2 separate regions of the Homo sapiens genome follow, and region 1 is linked to region 2. A link is an interaction called in ENCODE POLR2A ChIA-PET data of the cell type or tissue named here. Cell type or tissue: MCF 10A. All regions are shown on one strand. Each heading gives the region's core, and the rest is flanking DNA. Links, peaks and the distances in the headings are about the cores only. Region 1 overlaps LINC00487 (long intergenic non-protein coding RNA 487). Region 2 overlaps LOC105373404 (a long non-coding RNA gene).

Evidence for each region. ChIA-PET counts read pairs that join two places held together with the same protein. Peaks named below come from ENCODE experiments on the same cell type or tissue, not always from the same donor. Only the 100,000 strongest peaks of a DNase experiment are listed, where the experiment ranks them.
Region 1: POLR2A ChIA-PET joins it to region 2 with 5 read pairs; 2 of 35 experiments call an interaction of 5 or more read pairs at or near these places.

What each region holds. Positions count from the first base shown.
Region 1 is chr2:6,730,123-6,735,500 of GRCh38, forward strand. LINC00487 (long intergenic non-protein coding RNA 487) reads right to left here. Exons shown (of 6, transcript NR_038369.1): 3 at 2,574-2,682; 4 at 1,033-2,138; 5 at 527-621. Among named protein-coding and RNA genes, the nearest start is that of LINC00487, 37 kb to the right of the region's middle. In MCF 10A, for the core only: no CTCF peak of the experiment used is centred there; no DNase peak of the experiment used is centred there.
Region 2 is chr2:6,790,737-6,796,114 of GRCh38, forward strand. LOC105373404 (a long non-coding RNA gene) reads right to left here. Exons shown (of 4, transcript XR_922745.3): 2 at 3,408-3,567; 3 at 139-232. Among named protein-coding and RNA genes, the nearest start is that of LINC00487, 23 kb to the left of the region's middle. In MCF 10A, for the core only: no CTCF peak of the experiment used is centred there; a DNase peak (open chromatin) is centred at 2,835.

The DNA of each region.
Region 1 (5,378 bases), core at 282-5,281, 60 kb before region 2:
CATGATCTAACTCTCACGTTGTGCCATATTTTATGCTGTATGACTCAGTTTTTAATGGGCTAATTCATCAGTACATAGCCAGCTGTACCACCCTCAAAGGTAACATAATACAGAAAAAAGAACTGCCTTGGACTTCTGGGAGCATGGGTTTATTTTCTGACTTTCTGACTCACCTGCCTGAGGAATTGAAAACTAGAATTACGTACTTGGCATTCTGCAGGTCATTTTGAGGTTTCAGATTCCAATGTCTCACCAAGAAGCATTTCAATTCCATTTTTAATAAACTGAAAAGTGAGACTTTCTTAATATCTTTTTATAAGTGTCTGCACATATAATGACTCTCATCACAGCCCTTGGAATTTTTATTTGTAAAATGAATCAAGGGCACTTTCCTATCATGACTTCTTGTTGTACATGCCTGAATCAGGTGCACAAATTGAGAAGCTTCACTTGGTCAAAATTTTAATGTCGTATCAGCAAGCGTCAATCTTAGAGAAGCAATTAAAGAAATTCATCCCAAACTCACTTGATGGCCCTGCCTGGACAGAGATCTTGGGTCTCCACTCCAGCTAATCAACATTCCACTGAGACAGCATTTTCATTTCTCCAGAACATGAATCTCTGAAAGAAAAAAGCCATTGATATAACTCATACCCTGGCCCAACCCTTATCCCCCTTCTTGCAGCTGAGACAGCTAGTTATTGATTTTCAGGCTTCCTACAGTCAGCAGCTAGAGCTAGTTTGTCAGGAAAGGTGAAAGAGGTAGGCAGGGCATACGATTTATTTTGGAATTGATGCCCTGTGAGCAAAGTCTAAGTGGGAGTCAGACAGGTTAATGTGAGCAGAAAAGCATTCTGGAAGGAGGTGGCAATGTTAACGGAAATGAGAAGGCACAGGACTGATGGCATGTGCAGAGAGCTGCAGCATGCTCTTGCAGGGCAGAGTCCCAGGGAGGTGGCAAGAGGAGCAGGAGAGGAACACAGTGTCAGACAAGCAACCTATCCCAGAGCTTCATTTTTTAGGCAATCAGACCAACAGAGGGAAACGAATGTGGTCAGGTCCGGCTTCCAAATGCAGCATTGTGCAGCTGCGTGAAGGTCAGTCTGAGTGGGCAGAGGCTGGGCTTAGGTCAGGAGGTCAGTGCACAGTTGTTTTGAGAGATGATGGAGATCTCAGCTGGGTCCCAGGCATCACTGTGGAGAGGATAGGGCAGATTCAATCATTATTCCAGAGGTCACAGCAGTGGGGCCTACCTGATTACACAGTGGTGAGGAAACAGATAAATAAACAGGAGGGGCCAGAGGAAGAGGGAAGAGGGAATTCATCTGAGAGAGATGTGCCTGGAGAGCAGAATGGCACAAGGATGGGCTCTAGGGAAGGCCACAGGTGAAGGGATGAATCATCCCAGAAGAAAAGAAACCCCTTCTTCTCACAGGGAACAGAGAGCATTGCCAGGTGAGGGGACTTTTCAGGTTCAACACAACAATCCCCTTGTCTGTCTAGCCTTTATACACTCATCCTGTGGGGTGCTGTGTCCCAGTTTCTATAAAGCAAGCCTGCCCTTCATGCTTTGCCCCCTTCCTACAAGCCCACCTTCCCTTTCACTTCTCTACCTTGTTATGATGCGGCAGGAGGCCCGCACCAGGAGCCAACCAGATGTAACCGCCCAATCTTGGACTTCCCAGCCTATAGAGCCATGAGCCAAAATAAATGTATTTTCTTTATAAATTACTCAGGCTCAGGTACTCTGTAATAACAACAGAAAAGAAACTGAGATAGATGCCCACCGAGAAAGCAGTCTATGATTTGAGATAGTATCATAAGTGCTATGTTCTGAATATGACCCCCAAATTCATATGTTGAAACTTAATCTTCAAAATGAGAGTATTAGGAAGTCAGGCATTTAGGAGGTGATTAAGTCATGTATGTGGAGCCCTCAATGGGAATTAGTGAGTTCATAAAAAGGCTGAAGGGAACTAGCATTGGTCCTTTTCATTTTTTCCTCCATGTGAGGTTCCAGCATTTCTACTCTCTGGAGGGAAGAGCAACAAGATGCCATCTTGAAAGAAGAGAGATCAGGTCCTCAGCAGACACTGAACTTGCCAACACCTTGATCTTGAACTTCCTGGCCTCCAGAACTGGAAGAAAATAAATTCATGTTTGTTATAAATTACTCATTTTTTAATAACAGCACAAATGGACTAACATTACAAAATAATAAGGGCCCTAAGAAAGCATAGTCACCTCCTTGACAGTGGACAACAAGAGAGTACATCCTGAATCGTCCTCAAGTTTGTGTCCCAGATATGTAGCCAATTTTCTCTTACCTATTTTCCCATATAAATAGGGAAACAAACCCTATCACCTAAATATCCAACAAACCCTATTACCAAAAATATTTCAACAAACCCCATTACCAAAAATATTCCAACAAACTCCATTACCTAAAATATTCTGAGTTTTCCTATGTCTTGCAACATTCCAGTCATGATATTGGCTTTCTTAATTACAATTCCCCTTGTCTCCCAGCTATGGTAGATTCACTAACTTTCCTAGAGTGAGAAACACCTCACCTGGTTTCTCACTCTCAAATTGTTCTCCATTGGAGTCCTCACATGTCTCTTCAATGTGACCTGGATACTTGATCCTCTGCCAGGAAACAGCTCTTACTCTAGACTGCTCCTGCATCAGAAAAAATAGTGTTCAAATAAGATTTACAGATCTCTAAGACACCAGTTATTTTACCTCCAAACATCTGTAACACCCAGGGTCACTGTGTTGGCTTAATAGGAAGCCATCTACCTACTAAAATTTGGAGAAGCAAGAGATCCCCACAATTATAATTTACATCCATCTTCTTCTTTAATGTCTAGAATTTTTTTGGCAGCTAGTTATTCTGAGTTAAGAACTTTGTGCAGCGGAAAGAACAATATAATCAGAGTCTGGGGAACTTGGGTCCAGAGCTTAAATTCACCACATTATTAACCATATGACTTGGAAATAGTATTTAACTTTGTTGAACTTCAGATTCCCAGTGTGTAAACTGGAAGTTTGACCCTTGCTTCCACAGACTACTTATGGGTTAGAGGGACTAGTAAAACTAGCGCTACATGTCATCTGTTACACAAGGCAGGCTTTCACACACCATCTCCAGAACCTTCCCTAAAGCTGATGGTGGTTACCTTAAGCACATACTGTTATACTTGAATACAATTTTCATAGGTGGATATATATGTTACAGAACAGTTGGAATATTATATTATAACTATTTTTTTAAACTTCACTGTCTGCTTTTGAAGGTGACAACATAATTTATATTAGTGGGAGTATGTCTCATTTATGAAAATACTTTCATGGCCTTTAGGTTATGTAAAGATCTTAAGTAACCAAACCCAAACCAAGTGTACAAGGAACTTAAAGGAAATGAGAGAGAGAGAGAGAGAGAGAGAGAAAGAGGGAGAGAGAGACAACACTGAGGAATTACTTTACAGAGCAAGTTTTCCCTGGGGTGGGGAGGACACATCACTGTAGAGATTTTATTTTGGTCTTAAATGTTTTTTTTTTTTTTTCTTTCTTCCCCTGGTAGATGCAAAAATGGGGTATGAGGGACCTGGGACTAGGGAATGAGTAAAACCAGGAGAAGAGGGCTCTGTTCCAAGGAGAAAGAAATCCAATCAATGGGGTATAGGGTCAAAGCAGAAGTAGCCATTGGGGAACTCCCAGAAAAAAGGCATGGTCAACAGTTAACAAGGTTTTTTGGATTTTGTTTTTAATGGTCAACAGATATTAAGTTCGGGTGTGGGAGGGGGGTTGTTTCTAATTCTTTTACTAAAGAGCTTTGTTAACTATTACAGTTCCTCAGTTTTGTCAAGCAGAATGAGGGAGTGACTTGTGTCCATGCTAGAGATGGGGTAGTGGGAAAACACATCTTTCCTTCCTGCCAGACACCCTTGAGGACCCTGGAAAAGACCACAGCAATTAGAGACAAGCAAGAGTGAGGCATCAGTGAAGCCTGGAGCTTACGTCTGGAGGGAAACCCAACAAAATGTATCTGTGGAAGGTGTAACCCGCAGGTTCCCAAAACCTCAGTATTCTCAGCAAATCAAGGGAAGAGAGCCCAATAAAAGCAGAGAATTTCTGCAGCTGCATGCACAGTTCAGATGTTCTACTGAACATGAGTCTATCATGAGATGCTGATGTCCAGCAAACCCAGAGGCACTTTTCAAATCCTCACAGGTGGAAGTCCTGTTGCATAGACAAGGTAATAAGATGCAGGATGTAGTGAAAAACAAAAGTTGGCTTTAGCCTGTGTGTACTGAGTAAGTAGATTAAATTAAGGACTCAATTTCATCAATTATAAGCACTTGTGAAGTTGCTGTGAGAGACAGAGATGATATTTGTAAGGTGGTTGGACATATTTAGTAAACAGTGCCATTGCCAGGTGTCTGCAGAAATGCATGCCCCATACCAACTGCAGCTAATGGCAACTCAACGAGGCAAAAATGGAGAGTTTACTTTCAGATACCCTATGTTTGAAACACAGCCTTCTTCAGGACAGTGGTTGCCACGCCTACATTGAGTTGAGAGCCTTAGACTCCATAAGCATTCAATATTAAATAGCAAAGCTCTTTCCACACTACCTAGCAATTTATTTCTGGGTTAATATAAGGTGATAGTTTCAACCTATAAATCCCATTAAGTTTGAATCCCAGTTACCTCAAGATAATGCATAAGAAACGAGGTTGTCATGGCAATTTAGATCCGAGATTCACACCCAATCCTAGACACTAGATCTGGGGCTCAGGAGACAGTATGTTTTCCATGCTTTATTTCTAATACTGGAATTATCTTCTTCCAGCATCCAAAACCCTACTGATGTAGTGTCTGTGAGGCAGAGATTGTCTTTTCAGATTGGCCAAATAGTGTTCTCGGATGGTAATCAGAAATACAATATAAAACTTTTTATATTGAGAAATTCATATTGGAAAATTCTATGTATCTAAAACCTTTTAGTAATGACTGTCTTTTAATCTAATATATAGTTTGAGGTAAATATAGGGATAATTTTCAAGCACATTTTCCTGGACAAATGTGTGATACCAAACTCTGAGCTGTTCTAAATAAAACCCTTTCATTAGCTAGTTCAAGGCTATATTTTCAACATTCAGCAAATAAAATATACCTCTCACATTTGAGAACTCTGTCACCAAATTTAACTTAGACACATTTTTCAGATTCCTCTTTCTGACATGATTACTTATACCATTGAAAGGTACACATATGTCCTAAACTATTTGAATTGTGACTTCTGTACAAATAAGAAGACCACTTTATCATGAGACCTTTCAGAAAGGTTAGAGGTTCTAAATTGTTTACCC
Region 2 (5,378 bases), core at 128-5,127:
TTTTGAACCTCTATTTTCTTACCCACAAAATGGGAATAATAATACCTATGCCACAGTATTATTATGAGGACAGCAAATGGCAATGGTGGCAGTTGCTACTGTTAAGTGGGTTGAGAAGCCGGGCAGGGTGGCTCATACCTGTAATCCCAGCACTTTGGGATGCTGAAGCAGGAGGAATGCTTGAGTCTAGAAGTTTAAGACCAGCCGGGGAAACATGATGAGACCTCCATTTCTACAAAAAAATATAGAAATTAGCCAGGTGTGGTGGTGCGTTCCTATAGTCCCAGCTACTTGGGAGGCTGAGGCACGAGAATCACTTGAGCCTGGGAGGCAGAGGCTGCAGTGACTTGAGGTCACACCACTGCACTCCAGCCTGGGTGACAGAGAGAGATCCTGTCAAAAAAGAAAGAGACCCTGTCAAAAAAGAAAGAAAGAAACCATCCTGGCCAACATGGTGAAACCCCGTCTCTACTAAAAATACAAAAGTTAGCTGGTTGTGGTGGCGGGCACATGTAGTCCTGGCTACTCAGGAGGCTGAGGCAGGAGAATCACTTGAACCTGGGAGGCGGATGTTGCAGTGAGCTGAGATTGTGCCACTGCACTCCACCCTGGGCAACACAGTGAGGCTCTGAGGAAGAAAAAAAAAAAAAGCAAGAAAGCAAGCAAGAAAGAAAGAAAGAAAAAAGAAAGAAAGGGAGATAAGCGAAGGGAAGGGAAGAGAAAGAGAGGGGAGGTGAAGGAAGGAAAGAAAGAAAGGAAGGAAAGAAAGAAAGAGAGAGCGAAGAGAAAAAAAAAACTGAAGAAGAAAAAAAGTGGGTGGAGAGCTTAAGGCAAGCTTCCAGGAGGATGGAAGACTCTGGCGACTTCTTGAAGAAAGAGAAAGATACTGGGGTTCACCAAACAAGAGAGTGTGCATCCTGAAGAGTGCTCCAGATGCCTTCTCCAGCTATGATGACAGCACCTGAGGGTGGAAGGGAGGCCCTAGAAAGGGACCAGAGAGAACCGGGATGCCAAAATCATGGGACAGAGGGTGTGTCTGCAGCACAGCTTGGCAGGAGCAAAGAGATACAGTCAGAGAGGACTTGACCCACACTGGCCCACAGGTGGCAGCCTAGGGAGACCCGCTGCCCATGGAGAGGGAGCCGTCAGATGATCAAGTTTAAGTTGATGGCTGAAGGAAGGCAATTACTGGAAGCAAAGTGAGCCAGTCAGCTATCCTGGAGATTCTGCAAATAAAGTGCAGGGTGAGATGAGGACAACTGCCTCTGCGATTTGTCACAGCTGCCCTGGAAGCTCCTTCTGCTACATCATCCCAGTGCTTCTCATTTGGTGGCATTGGTGACACTTTAGTCCATAACCACCATTGTCCATGGAGTCATTGATCCATAGGTTATCCACAGAGCTATGTCCTCCTTGCTGGATAAATGCACAAACTGAAGAAACACATTGAGTCACTGCTAAGGGAATGCCTCAGCTGAGGTCACCAACACAGCATGGTGTGGTGAGAAGGACCAGCCGGCAGTGCCAGGCCAAGCATGTAGGCCAGGAGTGTTGCATGAGGTCAGGAGCCAGGGCAGTGGTGTGGATGGTCCTGCTATGGTTTCCAGAATAAAATGAGATTTTGTTCTTTGATTTTCCACAGTCTGAAATCAATTCTTCAGAACTTTTAGGGCCGAGGCCAAAATGAAAGATGAGATAAAATTACCATAGGCTTCAATTCTGAGTCACAGCTTCACCACCAAACTGGAAAACTGGTGGCTACGAGCATCACTGGAGATATCTCTGAAAGCCAAGAGCACACTTCCAGCTCTGCTGGTCAGTTGCTGCCTACCAAGGGCTGCACTGGGCTCATTAACATCCTGCTCAGAAATGCCACTTGGCTGCAAAGGGAGAAATTGCATCCTCAGAAAATACCTTATGAAAGAGAAGGTTTCTGCTTCTCTCCATTTCTCTGCTAACAGAGACAGTCTTGAAAGGCTACAGGGAGGAGGAAGGAGGAAAGACGGAAACACAGACAGGAAGAGAGACCGTGTTGTATTGACACACGTTTCCAGCAAAATTACCTGGTAATTTACCCTGGCAGTTAAAGAAAAGCATCTGTTTACTGTTGCCACATCAAAATTTCCCCATAAGATTTGTCCGAATAATTGTGGGAGATGAAAACAAGGATATACAGTGGAGGCCTCCATCAGCCGTCAGTGCTGTGCCATGTCTCACCCACTTTTACATCCTGTAATTAAATCAGCGAGCCATTCAGACTGTCTCTGTTTCTAAATTACACGAAATGAGGATCCTTCCAATCACGCCTCACATTCAATTTGTGCTGTCACTCTCTGACTTGAGGAATGGTGAAAGAAAAAATAAAGTCCATCTGGGAATTTTATTTAACCAGGGAATGCCAACCAATACAAGAGATACGGAGCTATAAACAAGTGTTTTAAATAGGGTCTCCCTAGTCTCAAGTCTTGCATAGATGAATGCAGGAAGAAAAGATTGAGGATCTGCACTTTGGAGCACATATTTTTAAAGAATGGACTCCTATTTCATTTTCCACATGGCAAGTATGTTATCCTCAGTAACAGACTAAGGTCTTTGCATGAATTATTAAAAATCCAGGGCAGAAAACTCTAGATAACTGCTTCAATTTGTCGATAGAGATGCAACTTGTGACCAGACCAAGAAGATTAGAGACAAAAATCAAGCAAAAAGAGATTCTATAGCACAGCTCTTAAAAACAACAGGCCCGTTGGCTACTTCAAACACTAACTCTCCCACCTATTAATTGCATCACCTTAAGCAAGCTTCTAAACTCTGCTCTGTGACGCAATTCCCTAGCCTGTGAAGTAGCACTGGTGTGGTCACTTATAAACCCTCCCTCCTGAGAGCATGACAAACTCCAGTATATACAGTAAGCACACAAGGCAAGGACTCTATAAATATTCTTTATTGTTAAAGCTCAATTACTTGTGAGGTAAGTAGGAGAGTTGTGTAGGATTGTGAAAGGGCTTTGATTTTTGGTGCAGACAGTCCAGAGTTTAAAAGTTGTTTCTCCCACTATCTGATCAGAGGCTCCGGAAAAATTAAAGCTTCTATACTTTAGTTTTCTAAATTAGTAAAAAGGTAAAATGCTGAGGATGAAGTCAACCTCCAAGGAGCAGTTTTAGTCGTTAAACAGACTGGTCAAAAGTTAAAGGATTAGTGCCTATTAGTGCCTTTCTCCTTTTCTCCTTCATCAAATAGTAAACTGGGAAGAGCTAAAGCAGAGATCCATAGATCTCAGAAGACGTGAGTGCATGCAGGAACGGTCTGCTTCTCATTCTTCATGTCAAATGAGAGACCAAGAACAGAGGAGGAGCTCATGCAGGCCCAGGCATGTTGCCCGGCACTACGCAGATATAATAACTCACCTTATTACAGGAGCCCTACAACACAACCCTCGTGAGATCACACAGAAGGTCTAAGTCATTTTGTTTGTCTCCTGCATGGTTCTGATGCCACAAATTATTAGGCAGTTCAACTGTAGATTTGCCAGCACTCCCCAGTCACACTCGTTGATGTGCCATGAACCTGCATGGAGAAGAGACATTCCTGAACTGTGATACAGAAGAACACAGGGCTGATTTGCAAGATCTTTTCTATCCACCGTATGCTTTCTTCGAGTCATATTTCTGTGGATTTGAACAAAGAGCTATGCACTGCCCTTGAACCCTTGATGGTGATCATCATCCGTGTCTTATTTATGTCTCTATTTCCAGGAAGAAACCCAGGGCCTGGCACATCACGGGTTTGCAATAGCTGCATGTCTGCCTGTCATTTTCCCTGAGCCTCCTCGGTTCTATATATATTTTTGCTGATTTTGTGCATATGTTGGAAAAACCCTAGAGAAGCAACAGAAAAGCACTGTTCAGCTTCTCGCTGATGTTCTGACCACGTGATCATGATCCTACACTGGGCCATGTGACTGAACTGGTTCTTTTACCTCAGCAAGTCTAATGGCAGCTGTTTGTTAAGTGCCTCCTCTCTGTCTAACGCACTTTACATGGGTTGCTCCATTTAACTGTCGCAGCCTTCTGAAGGAAGCGGTGATATAATCATCCCCATTTTACACATGAGCAAACCGTGGCTTGGGGCAGTGCATTTGCCCAAACTCACACAGTTAGCAAGTACCTGAGGCACCTGGACGAAGGAGCTGCCTTGTTTCCACTTTATTGCACAGGTTCCGTCATCTTATTTAATCTTCACAACAGCCCTATCAAGTCGCTGTTATTATCCTAGTCATAGATGGGGCAGTGAGGGAGGCTTATACACGATAGGCTGGAATTGGTACCCAGATCTTTTCACCTGAAAGCTTAGAATCTTCCATGCACCCCTCGTGGGCTGCTGTGATGAACTCCTGGCCAGGACACACGTGCCTCATGGCCTGAGAAGAGCTCACCACAGCCATCTCCACAAAATAGAATGAGAGAAGTTCAGCGCTGGAGGGAGCATAGGCGATCATACATTCAATCCCTTTGCATTAAAGATAAGGAAACAAATTTTTAAAAATGCCCAGTCTCCTGAAACCCACTTTCCATAAGGAGAAGAAAATAGAACTATATGAAGAAAGGCCAAAGATGGAACTTGTTGGTCTAAAATAGCAGTCAGAAAAGCCCAAAGCCTATCTTTGCTATGGCCCAAGTTAAAAATGGTTTTTATATTTGTAAAGGAATTAAAAACAAGCAATCAAAAAAGACGAAGAAGAAGAATAATCTATGACGGAGACCTGATGTGGCCCACAGAGTCGAAAATCTTCACTCTCTGGCCTTTCACGGAGAAAGGATGCCGACTCCCGATCTGAGCTATGGCTGCGTGTTAGAATGTCCTGGGGAATGTTTTCCAACAAGCCCATCCCCTTTTTAAAAAAATTAATAAAAAAATAAAAACAAAAGCAGAACAAACAAAATATATGCCTGTGCCCAAGTCCAGCTGGAACCAAGCAAATCAGCATCGCTAGAGATGGCAGCCCAGGTGGTGATGCCACTAAAAGTTCCCGGGTGACAGTAATGCACATCCAGGATGGAGAACAGTGGTCTAAGAAGAAAGACAAATGCCTCTTTAGGAAAAAGTTGCTGTTTTATTTAAGAAAAAGACCTCAGTGGGCCTGTGTGGCTGTGAATGTCAAGGTCCACTGGTTCAAAATGAGAAACGTTTAGAAAAAAAAAATGAACTCTTCTGATCGTAAACAACAGAAACTGTTGCCTGCTCTTGGTGGAGATATTAGACAAAGGAGAAAACACAGAGTGAGAGAAGAGAGGTTTTGAGAGAGAGAGTCGGCCAGGATGTGATGGGGTCAGGCAGGCTCAGGAGAGAGCAGCTCAGGCAGGATGGCCTGTGGTGGA